Linked DNA regions of Homo sapiens: region 1 is linked to region 2. Evidence: chromatin contacts called from ENCODE Hi-C or POLR2A ChIA-PET data. All regions are on one chromosome and are shown on one strand. Each heading gives the region's core, a stretch centred on a gene start or an enhancer-like site at or near the end of the contact. The rest is flanking DNA. Distances are from core to core; before and after follow the strand shown.

What was found. A loop is a pair of places that touch in the nucleus more often than their neighbours do. ChIA-PET counts read pairs that join two places held with the same protein, here RNA polymerase II (POLR2A). Pooled maps may share reads with other maps.
Region 1: a loop to region 2 is called in a pooled map, with 2.5 times the contacts of the local background. The contact joins the promoter of LINC01816 here to the promoter of SERTAD2 in region 2. A Hi-C loop is called at or near these places in 2 of 50 pooled maps. POLR2A ChIA-PET finds 5 or more read pairs at or near these places in 2 of 52 experiments (activated CD8-positive, alpha-beta memory T cell and naive thymus-derived CD4-positive, alpha-beta T cell).

What each region holds. Positions count from the first base shown.
Region 1 is chr2:70,120,855-70,126,869 of GRCh38, forward strand. LINC01816 (long intergenic non-protein coding RNA 1816) reads right to left here and starts at 4,462. Exons shown (of 2, transcript NR_024444.1): 1 at 4,192-4,462; 2 at 3,182-3,571. RefSeq lists enhancers at 230-329, 2,145-2,950, 2,951-3,756 and a silencer at 4,083-4,377.
Region 2 is chr2:64,652,641-64,658,796 of GRCh38, forward strand. SERTAD2 (SERTA domain containing 2) reads right to left here and starts at 1,273. Exons shown (of 2, transcript NM_014755.3): 1 at 980-1,273. It overlaps LOC124907776, which reads left to right and starts at 1,431. Exons shown (of 1, transcript XM_047446580.1): 1 at 1,431-2,583. The coding sequence starts at 1,640. The coding sequence ends at 2,071. RefSeq lists silencers at 237-316, 617-946, 1,055-1,349, 1,087-1,906 and an enhancer at 2,688-2,847.

The DNA of each region.
Region 1 (6,015 bases), core at 3,212-5,711, 5.5 Mb after region 2:
GGATTAAAGGCGTAAGCCACTGCACCTGGCCTGGAAACTTTTATTCTTATCTTTATTTATTTATGTTTTAATATTCTTATCTTTATTTTCCACATTTTCTACAATAAAAGTTTTAATAAGAGGAGAAAGGGGGCCGGGTGCAGTGGCTCATGCCTGTAATCCCAGCAGTTTGGGAGGCCGAGGTGGGTGGATCACGAGGTCAGGAGATGGAAACCATCCTGGCTAACATGGTGAAACCCCGTCTCTACTAAAAATACAAAAAAAATTAGCCAGGCGTGGTGGCGGGCACCTGTAGTCCCAGCTACTTGCGAGACTGAGGCAGGAGAATGGTGTGAACCCGGGAGGCAGAGCTTGCAGTGAGCCGAGATCGGGCCACTGCACTCCAGCCTGGGTGACAGTGCAAGACTCCATCTCAAAAAAAAAAAAAGAGGAGAAAGGGTATTTTAAACAAAACATCTCCCCTCCCCCATCCTGAACTATGAAATGTAAGATAATAACAATACAACTTTCTTTTAATGATCATATCTCCACTTGCCAAATACCATCCCATGACCAGCATAAATGTCACCTTCTCTCTGGAGCCCCTTGCACTTCCCCAACCACCAGTGACAGCTCATTTTTGTCCTCTCCTGTGGCCCACATGGCCCCTCTTTTTGGAACTTAGTTCTCTCTTTTTCTTTTCTTTTCTTTTTTTTTTTTTTGAGGCGGTGTCTCGCTCTGTTGCCTTGCCTGGGCTGGAGTGTAGTGGTGTGATCTCAGCTCACTACAACCTCTGCCTCCTGGGTTCAAGCAATTCTCATGCCTCAGCCTCCCAAGTAGCTGGGATTACAGGCACACACCAGCACGCTCGGCTAATTTTTGTATTTTTAAAAGTAGAGACAGGGATTTGCCATGTTGGCCAGGCTGCTCTTGAATTCCTGACCTCAAGTGATCTGCCCCCCTCGGCCTCCCAAAGTGCTGGGATTAGGCGTGAGCCACTGCACCTGGCTAGAGCTTAGTTCTCTAGTGTTGGTAGTTGGAGCCTGCTTTTTTGGAGGAGGTCTTTCCTATAAACCCACTCTGGAAACAGTGTCAAAGCAGGAAGTGAGAGGTTATGTTTGAGGTCCACAGTCCGGCTGGAAGAAGTGGTAGACAGAGGACCTTAGATTGTCAGGCCATTGGGCCACAGAATCAGGGCCTGGATCTGGGACAGTCCTTGGTCTCCCCTGAGGCTCTAGGCTCCTGGTTCACCTGTTCTGAATCCCTGTCTCTTGGGAGGCAGGGAGTGAGCTATTTGTGTAAGACTAAGGCCTTAGAATATGTCCCACGTTCTCTGGCATCAGACACCCCACTCAGGGGCCAAACAGAAAGCTGTGAAGGGTGGTGAGAAAAGTCTCTTCTTACACCTCCTCTCCACCACTATTTAGTACCTTGCTTTTTTAGCTTTCATGTTATATTATGACTGGTTTCCCATGTCATTAAATATTCTTCAGAAATTTAACTTTGATGATAACATATTATTCCCATTACCCATAACTTCATCATCCTCCAACTGTTCAAAAGTTAGATTATTTCTAGCTTTTACTATTACAGTATATTTAACATCACCTGGTAATTGATCTAAAAGGAATAATTAGGAATCAGTCCCCAAATTTGGAGATGGCAACCAAGAAGTCTTTTTCATTTTCCACAGTTTTCCCACATTTTTGTTTTTTTTTTCAAGAGATGCTCTGCAACTCAGGCTGCAGTGCAGTGGGATGATCATAATTCACTGTAACCTCAAATTCCTGGGCTCAGGCTCCCAAATAGCTAGGATTAATGGCGCATGCCACCATGCCAGGCTAATTTTATTTTTGTAGAGACGGGAGTCTTGCTATGTTGCCCAGGCTGGTTTTGAACTCCTGGGCTCAAGTGATCCTCTCGCCTCGACCTCCCTAAGTGCTAAGTGTTGGGTTTATAGAGATGAGCCACCATGCCTTCTTTTCTTTTTTTTTTTTAATTCTGTTTTGCAAAGAATATCCCTCTTGCCAGCATCTGAATAATATCTATCTTTACTATTATTTATGTGTGTAAATAGCTTTACAGTTCACAAAGCATTTTCTTATATAATGTCTCATCTAATCAACACAGCAACACTATGAAATAAGTTACTATTTCCATTTTACATTTGGGGAAATTAAGCTCAGAAAGGCCATGTGACATGTTCAAGATAACACATTTAGTGTCAGAGCTGGGACGTGGACCCGGGTCTTGGGACTCCCGAAACCATATCCTTTACCGTGGGCAAAGTGCTATGCTGAGGTCTTACCACACACATAGATGGCACTGGAAGAAGGGCAAGTATGGAACAGCACCCCAGGCAGAGTGGGCGATGCCACTGGTAAGATACAGAGAAAGTACTACACACAGTGGCGTTGCAAGGACAGAGCAGTTCCTCCCACAAAGGGCATGCAGTAGGCTTTGGGAAGAAACGTGGCCAAGTCGGGTCTTCAAAGGTGAATAGGATCTAGATATTCAGAATAAGAGGGCTTTCCACAGGCTCAGTGAATGGGAAAGGAAAGTGTGGCTGATTGGGGAAAGCGCTAGCACAGGGAGCAAGAGATGGGGCGTGGCTGGGGAGGAATGGAATTGTAATTCTAGCCTCACAAAGGCTAGAGCCAGCAGGGCCTTGGGATCATGTGGGGAGGAAACCAGAGATGTGTGGAACAATTTGCTGAAGGCAGAACCAGGCAGGGAAAGGGCAGGGTCAGGTTCGTACCCTTGCCTCTGGCCACCAGGGCCAATGCTCCTTCCCTGCAGTAAACCCGATTAATCTCCTCAAACTCAGGTGCCATTTCCTTGGAATAGTATTTACCGCGGGGCGCGGTGGCTCACGCCTGTAATCTCACGCTTTGGGAGGCTGAGGTGAGAGGATCCCTTGAGCCTAGGGGTTCGAGACCAGCCTGGGCAACATAGCGAGACCCTGTGGTTAAAAAAAAATTAAAATTAGCCAATAGTGGTGGCACGCGCCTGTAGTACCAGCTTCTTGGGAAGCTGAGGCAGGAGGATCACCTGTGCCCAGAGAGGGCGAGGCTGCAGTGAGCCATCATCGTGCCACTGTACTCCAGCCTGGGCGACAGTTCGAGACCTTTTCTCAAAAAAAGAAAAAAAAAAGTTGTTCAAGTTGTGTAGTGCACGGGAGGAAAGAAGTATGACAATAACATAGGACAGCAGCCGGCTCTTTTTTTCATCAGGATGTGGAGAGTGGGCGCCTTGGGAAGACGAAATTGAGTATGTGCGGGGGAGGGGTCATATGAAACAAGGTCGGGAAGGGGGCGGGGAGAGCTGGGGCTCTGGAGGAGCTTGGGGCTCGCGCTGCGGGGGAGGAAGCGCCTTCCGCGGTCGCTGGGGGGAAGTGGTTAGGAGGAAGCACGGGCAGTGGAGGGGACTGCTGGAGGGTCCCATCTGGGAAAGCAGGCACGGATGCGGGGACATTTCCGCCCGTCACCCTGGCAAAGCGCTCGCAGGGCTGGAGGGACAGAGTTCTCAGATCCAAGTAGAGAAAACCGGGAACGGTTCCGGCTCTGGGGACTGACATTCATCGCGGCAGTTTCTGGTGGCAAAACAGAGGAAACAAAGGAATGATGAAATGAACTGAGCTGCCTTCATGCCCCGGATGAATGTTCAGCCATTAGAAAAGAGTGAATCCCAGCTGGGATTTGGGGTTCCACGGTGTACTAGAAAAGCAAAACAAAGAGAAGCGCCTACTAGATGCCATCTTGGAAAACAAAAGCAAACGTGTGTGTGTGTGTGTGTGTGTGTGTGTGTGATGTTACATGGGCATGGGGAAATTACGGAAGTAAATACTAATGCTTGTGGCCGGGCGCGTGGCTGACGCCTGTAATCCCAGCACTTTGGGAGGCCGAGGCGGACGGATCACGAGGTCAGGAGATCGAGACCACGGTGAAACCCCGTCTCTACTAAAAATACAAAAAGTTAGCCGGGCGTAGTGACGGGCGCCTGTAGTCCCAGCTACACGGGAGGCTAAGGCAGGAGAATGGCGTGAACCCGGGAGGCGGAGCTTGCAGTGAGCCGAGATCGCGCCACTGCACTCCAGCCTGGGTGACAGAGCGAGACGCCGTCTCAAAAAAAAAAAAAAAAATACTAATGCTTGTGTAAATTGGGATGGTGGAAAATGAGGAAGAGGGCGGCAGGGGAATCCTTAGTACTTACAGAGAAAACGGAGCAAGTGTACAAGCACGCCAACCCCCCCGGTGCCCAAGCTCGGCGCTCACGCGGCTAGGATGACGCCCGTGGGACGCCCCAGGGGCCCTGCTCGCAGCCACTCTGCTCAGGGTCATTTATAGTCTCTCCGTTCTTTGTTAAATAAAGACGGTGAGACACGGACGGGCTGGAGCCGGCAGGGGTAGTGGAGGGCAGAGGGGACGGGTCGGGGCGCCCCTCGCTCCTGCCACGCTGCCGCCGCCCCAGACAAAGACAGCTGCGTACGGCGGGAGCGCAGGGGCGCCTGCGCGCAGGGCCTAAATCGCCTGTCCCGTCTCCCCCTGACGCCCACACACCCAAGCGGCAGCCCACTCCCCTTCTACCCCGCAGCCATTTGCTTCCCACCCCTTGATTTTCTTTTTTCTTTTCCCCTCCCCTCAGCATCCCCCCAACCTCCTCTGATACACTTTGGCTAATTGTCTAATGAATTTACCTATTCTAGGTATTTCGTATAAGTGGAATCATATAATATTCGTCCTTCTGTGTCGGCTTATTTTGCTTAGTACAAGGTTTTTTATTTTTTATTTTTTTTTCTTTGAGACACGGTCTCGTTCTGTCGCCCAGGCTGGGGCACAGTGGCGCTCAGCTCACTGCAACCTCCACCTCCGGGTTTCAAGTGATCCTCCCACCTCAGCCTCCCAAATAGCTGGGACTACAGGTGCGCTGCCACCACTGCCTAGCTAATTTTTGTATTTTTGGTAGAGACCAGGTTTCGCCATGTTGCCCACGCTGGTCTCCAGCTCCTTAGCTCAAACGATCCTCCTGCCACAGCCTCCCAAAGTGCTGTAATTACAGGCGTGTGAGCCACCATGCCCGGCCACTTAGCATAATCTTTTCAAGGTTCATCCCTGCTGCAGCACGTATGAGAACTTCATTTCTTTTATTGTATTTGTGGTAATATGTACACAACATAAAGCTTATTTTAATCAATTTTTAAGTGTACAGTTTAGTGGCACTAAATAGTCACGTGGTTGTGCACTCACCACCATCATCCATCTCTAGAACTCTTCCATCATCCTAAACTGAAACTCTGTACCCGTGAAACAACTCCCTCATTCCCCTCTACCCAGCTCCTGGCAACCACCATTCTACTTTCTGTCCCTGTGCACTTGGGAGCATCACCTTTCTGGGACATCTGCAACGGTTCTCTGGAGGATTGTCTCCCCTTTTTTAAAAATTTATTTTCTTTTCTTTCTTTCTTTTTTTTTTTTGGTAGAGAAGGGGTTTCACTTCATTGCCCAGGCTGGTGTCCAACTTCTGGGCTCAAGGAATCTGCCTGCCTTGGCTTCCCAAAGTGTTGGGATTACAAGCATGAGCCACTGTGCCCCGCCTGTGGTCTCATTTTGGAGGGCAAGAGGGATAGAGATAGCCATAACCTGGAGAATATTGAGATGTGGACAACAAGGATGACAAAATTTGGTCCTATGAGAAATCATCTGTGAGGAAGAGTGGAGAGAACTGAGCTTGTTCAAGACAGTGAGGTCCTGGGATGATCTCAATTCATGTAAGAAAACCAGGAAGCAAGGAGGTTTCAGTTTATCAACAGATTTAAAAGGCGCAAGCCTTTTGATATAACTAGAGAAGAGAAGACTCAGGTGATCACACAGACTGTCTTCACCCAAGTGAAGGATGATTATGTAGGAAAGTGGATAGAAGATGCTGTCAACAGAAATGTAAACAGAATCATGTTAACAATTTTTCAGTAGGCACTTTTTTTTTTTTTTTTGAGATGGAGTCTTGCTCTGTTGCCCAGGCTGGTGTGCAGTGGTGCGA
Region 2 (6,156 bases), core at 23-2,522:
GTGGTCTGAGGCTGGCTGTCTCACTCTGCTGACTGTCCTCCCCATTCAGTGTCTGTGAAAACTTACTTTCTACCTCCTGAAACGACTCGGCTTGCAAGCAAAAAGTTATTCCAATGCAAACTATACCTGATATTTTCGTGAAACTTAGAAACTAAACCTAAAACTCGACTCCCATCGCAATCTATTACTACCACTTCTGCTAAAGGTAACTTATAGCCAAGAAAACAAAACAAAATACGATTTTCTGTCCATGTAGTGGCCCTGTGACGACACCCCCTCTCTTACTGGTACAAAGTCTAGGGCTTGGGACAGCTGGCTCCCCTCAGCCCCCTCCCTTTCAGTCATAGGCGGTTACCACGAAGATGACTTGTAGATTTCTAACTTAAAAACCAACGAGACGTTAAGTTTAATATACATGTAGATCCCAAATCAATTCATTTGGGCATGGACGAAAGAAAAGAGGGTGGAGAGGAAGGTTTTCAACATTATTAAAAAAAACACCGGGAAATTCACAAAAACGCACTACAGTAAGTTGGATGCAAACCCGGCCACGGAACTCAAAAGTGAAGCAGCCTTCGCGCCAGCAATCCGAGCCTTAAAAAAAGTCTCGCACGTTCACAACAACACAACCGCCACAACGCGCACACACATCCCAGCTGTAGAGGCGACAGCTCCAGGCGCCCCCGCCCGCCGCTCGGCTCTCCGAGCTCCCGACCCCCTCCTGACCCCGGCCCTGCCCCCCAGCGGCTCAGCCCGCAGGCGCCGGGGGTCCGAGAGCGCGGGGCCCGGACCGGGGCCGCGGGAGGGAGCGCTCCTCCCGTACCTGCTCCGTCCCCGGCTCCCTCCCGCGGCGGCGCCCGGCCCCTCCTCCGCCCTCCGGGCTCTCCCAGCCCTGGCCGAGTCCCAACACCGGCCCCCCATCCACCCGGAGCCCCCCGCGCCCGCGGATCCCCTCCAGCCCGACGCCGGGAGAACTTACCACATGCAGCTCCACCTGGGAACTAACGCATCAGGAGGGGTTTCCGCCCACTCCTCAGCTACTCCCGCTCCATGCGGAGTGCCCCGCTCCAGGGGCCCGAGGGTGGCGCCGGGGAGCGGGCAGCAGGCGAGGCTGAAGCTAAGACTCCGCCGTTCTCTGCCTGCGCGCCCCGAGCATTATACAATGGTGGAGGCGGCGGCGGCAGGCAGCGGAGGAGGAAGCAGGAGGCGGGCGGAGGGGGCGCCCTGACCGAGCGAGCGGTACGTCGTGCTCCAGCACTCGCCGTGCAGGAGTGACGTGCGGCCCGCGAGCCTCCCGCGAGCTCCGGGCCCCGGCGCCGCAGGCCCCGCCCCTGGCCGCCCGACCCCGCCCCCGCCGGCCCCGCCCCGGCCCGCCTCTCCCCGGCGGTCCCGGGAGGCGCGATAAAGGCCGGGGCCGGCCGCGGCCGGCCGCGGCCGCAGGAGGAGCAGGAAGGGGCGGCGGGGCGCAGTGGGCGCCTGGTGGCAGCGCCGCCCCCAGCTCCCTGCCGGGCCGGCGCGCCCCTGATTTTCTCGTAAGGACGGGCTGAAAGAGGAGGGGAGACAGAAGGAGACACTCCGGCCCGAGGACCACCACTGCCACTAGTAACGCCCCCTACACACTCTAGAAGTGCTCAGGCGAATGACGAAGCGGCTGGTGACAAAGGCGGCGGCGAGTGCAGCGCGTGCACAGCCCGCGGAGCCGCGCGACCGCAAATATGACAAGCATTTGAGCTATTTGGCAACGTGGGGCCGGTCAGCGGGGCGGGCAGGGTCCCCGCGGGGGGCGAGGGGCAGAGAGCTGGCCCGGGCGCCCGTCTCGCTGCCTGCAGGGGTTCCTGGGCGGGGGTCCGCTGCGGGACACTCCTCCGAGGCCCGCACTGGTCCGAACGGCAGGATGGGGGCTCCAGCCGTGAGCCGGGGACAGAAAAAGTCCCTTGCCCGCGTGGCCTCAGCCCGACACGAGAAGTGGGTCACCAAGTCCACGGCACTTTGGGAGCCGGACCGAACGAGTTGCATCCTTCGGGGCCGGCCGGGGCTCGGTGCAGACCCGGCAGGAGGGAAGCCAAGCTAGGAGACGCAGCCAGGTCGGAGGCGCAGTCCTCTGCCCACAAGTTTCACATTGATAGCCTTTCCCTCCCGTGGAGTAAGCTTATGCTTGGAACTACTTAAATTTACCAGGGAAATTTATACTAGTTGGAAGAGAATGTGTGTATGCCCAAATGGTGAGAATTTAAGAGCACTAGGGAAAGAGGCCAGATAGATGGTTCCACTGGAAAATTAATGATTATTTTAAAAATTACACGTGCATTCAGCGTCAAGATGTAAAAGGCAATGCAGGCAGGCACCTTAAAATTTTGGCTGCCACCCCAATCAATATCATTTCAGATCACTTTGGAGTTTAATGGTCCACTATACTAGTTGTATTTAAGAATAATAAAGCTTTAAGACCTAACATAAAGGCGATTGTAAGTCGTTAACATCAAGAGAAATTTAGACTTGTTTAAACTGTTCTGTAATGATTTGTTATCAATCAAATTGATGATCTCATCGAAATTAAACTTGTGCTGAAATGTTGATAGAGGAGACAACGCTTCTTGTTTTATCTTTAAGGAGGATGGAAAAGGTTTTTACTGGACCCTCAGTATAATTAAAGTCTTATACAGTATAACCTAAGCCAAAAGCTAATTATTTGTGGATATCTTTGCAAAGTCTCATTATAATGGCATTCAAAATGACATATTATGGAAGCTGTGCTCACCGGCCCTCTGCAGGTCTTGCTCAGTTTGCGCCTGAGTGGCATAACATTCAAACATTTTGCTGTGAAGCGAAGATATTTTTCATTTCCAGAGTTCTGCAGTTTAGAGAGGGCATTAACTACTAACAGTTTCCTAACCACCCACTCACTTATACTTTCAGTGCTCACTTTAAGGAAAAGCCATTGAAATAGAAGCTGCAATAATCTCTTCCTGTGATATCTTTGTAGAGGAGGCCAGAGGCATTAGCTCTGTTGAATTTAAGGTGAATTTAAACTGCTATTTGTGAATTTAAACTGCTATTCTTGAATTAAAGTAAGCAGGAAGTTACACTTGCAGAACTTTTGTGACACTTGGATATTTTCTAGCAAATAGATTACACCAAATGCAGTGTTTCTGTATAAAATAACAGGATTTAAGTCAAAGTGACAATTTTGTGTCACTAGGATAGACAGGATTCTGCTGAAGTCCATAAGGTCTGTATTCTGTACCTGCTCAAACAAAGGTTTGCGCTCTTAACGAGACCAGCAACCTGCGTTTTTGGAGTGAAATAGTTTCCATCTCTTTATACCTCTGAAGGCTGTAACATCTTATCAATGTACACATTACAAATAGCTCCCACTTCCCCCACTTTTAGAATCTGGCATCTTTGACCAAGAAGTTAAAGTGAGCTGGCAGTTTCAACAGCTGCCAATGTGGTTAACACCAGCTGGTTAACCCTCTCCCTCCCCTTATGCAACCCCCTACCCCAAGGCTGAGCCACACATAGGCCAGGACAGCAATCTCTACCCAGCCCTAGAAATTCAAGTCTATGAGGATAAGGAAAGGCACTTTCCACACTTCTGAAGTCAGCTCCCTTCAGTATGCAATGACATGATTTGAAATATTTATTCAATAAAATATTATTTCAAATCATGTCATTGAATAAGCAGTGTTTAGTGAATATGTAAATTTTGTTCTCACTCTTTGGGAGATTTAAAAGCCCATTTAAGGGCTGGGTGCAGTGGCTCACACCTGTAATCCCAGCAATTTGGGAGGCCTAGATAGAAGGATCACTTGAGGCCAGGAGTTGACCATTCTGGCCAACATAGCGACACCCCCATCGCCACAAAAAATGAAAAAATCAGCCCTGCATGGTGATGCATGCCTATAGTCTTAGCTACTAAGGAGGCTGAGATGGGAGGATTGTTTGAGCCCAGGAGTTCAAGGTTGCAGTGAGCAATGACCACACCACTGCATTCCAATGTAGGTGAGATCTTGTCTCAAAACAAAATCCCATTTAAAATAATCCTACTCTGAGGGCCTCATCCAGAATTTAGAAGATCTGCCTCTCACTTTCATATAACATAACTTTAGAACAGTTATAAGAAATTAGGCTAGTCATCCACATTTAACTACCAGGAACATATCTGTTTAGGGAGAAAAGAAACATTTCTTTTATAAGTATAGAACTGTGATGGTAAATTTTAAAAATGCTCCTGAGTTTAATTTCAGAGAAGTACTTCTCGGCATCATTTTGTAGTTCTGGGTACTAGTTTACACTTCACTGCTTCTCCTTTGAAAGTTTCTGTGCCCTCACATCTTATAGACTAGTACACTAGTGCACTAACTGAAGGCCACTTTTGGCACTTAATTAGCACACACCAAAAACACAAGGGGCAAACTGGGTATATAAACTGAGAAACAAAGACTTTACAACAGGTTTTGAACTTAATTTCATTTTTCCTTTGCTTTTATTAAATTTTTATCTTTCAGGTTCCACCTGAAATGCCAGTAATGATCATCCATCTATATACCTTGCAAATATTGGTCTTGGTTTTATGGCAAAAAAGATAAATGTTTCAGTTATTAAATGAATTGTATAGAGCCAGCTAGGCTAAATAAGCTTTTCATGGAAAATACGGAGATCCTAACTGTGGACTCATCATTCGGATAAATGAATATTGGAATAAGTCTTCAAAATAAAGTTCTGGAAGTCACATCACCTAACTGATTAGCAAGGAGTCAATAGAGGATACAATGATTTGGAAAAGTAAATACTCTCGCAAAGATGGCACAGGCAGATTCAGTCCTTTTCAGCCACTAACAATTTAAAACAATTCTATTGAAGCAGCAAGTGAACTCCTCTACTTCTGCAAACTTTTCTCCATCTCTTCTTCCACCTGCTTTTGTCATGGTTTTTTTCTGCTCCTCCCTGAAGTCACAATTCATAAAAGCAGAACTACAGCTCCAGTGAAGGCCCCTTTGCAAAGCTTTCCATGTTGTTACATTGAACTGCTTTGCAACGACTGCTTCTTACCTTCTGAGGGAGGTTTCACTTGTCTGTTAAAGATATACCTTTTTCTCTTTTAAAAATCTGACAATATGTAAATCTAAACCTGAAACACAATCTTCATGGCAATATTTAAAGAAAATGCTTTTAAAACCATTTCCTTTTTTTCTAGCACTTGGGGTCAGTCCCTTCGAACTATTACTGGAGAAGATGGCTTCTGTTAGGCATCAGCTTCCTTCCTATTCCATTTTCCACTGAATCTTCAAAAGCCTTGTGCAGTCTATCAAAATGCAAAGAACCTTCTTGGTGACTCTGACAACTCCAGGGTTCCCTCCTGTAGGGACACTACTCCACTAAGACTGGTGGTCACTTCTCAGAAACATCTCCCATCCCCAGCTCCCTACACAACACACATTGCCTCTACGCATCGACTATGTATTTATTCCTGTCTATAAGCCATCCATCATTCTTGAGAAGTTCCCACTCTTCTCAAGGCACTGAGCACACTTCTAGCTTCCACAGAAAATTTCAATGAATGTTAGAAATTGCACAGACCTTTCTTGCCCCCAGGAACCAGCCTGGTGACAGGAAAAGTCCTGGACTAGGAGTTTGAAGATCTTGTACACATTAATTACTTAACCATGATAAATCTATGACTTTTTAGTTTCTTAATTGACTGGTCACGGATTTAGGATCAGCACCAGTTCTCGTCAAAAGAGCACAGGGTTGTTGAGTTAGGTGATTTCAGGGCTAGCTCGTCAGCCACAGCGAGCAGGGAGGCCGAATCAGACCCTCTGCACTGGGCCTGCTTCGACACCTGGCAAAAAAAGGAACTTGGACTCAAAGATTTCAAGAGCCCCTCCCTAGAGCTAAGAGTCTATGAAACAGTGATTACACTGTCAATATCCTCATGGAGGAGTTTTAGGGCTAAAATGAGATAAAATGCTTTGGAAGCTGCTCAGCTTGTCTGGAAGAATATAAAACCAAGTTCATGTCCACATATTTCTAAATGAAAGGACTAGAAATACAAATAATGATAATGTGCTCTCTTCAATATGTTCTTTGAATTATTTTTTTAAGTCCAGAAGATGGACTTGAGCAGTTCTATCCATATTCTTCTAGATTTGTTAC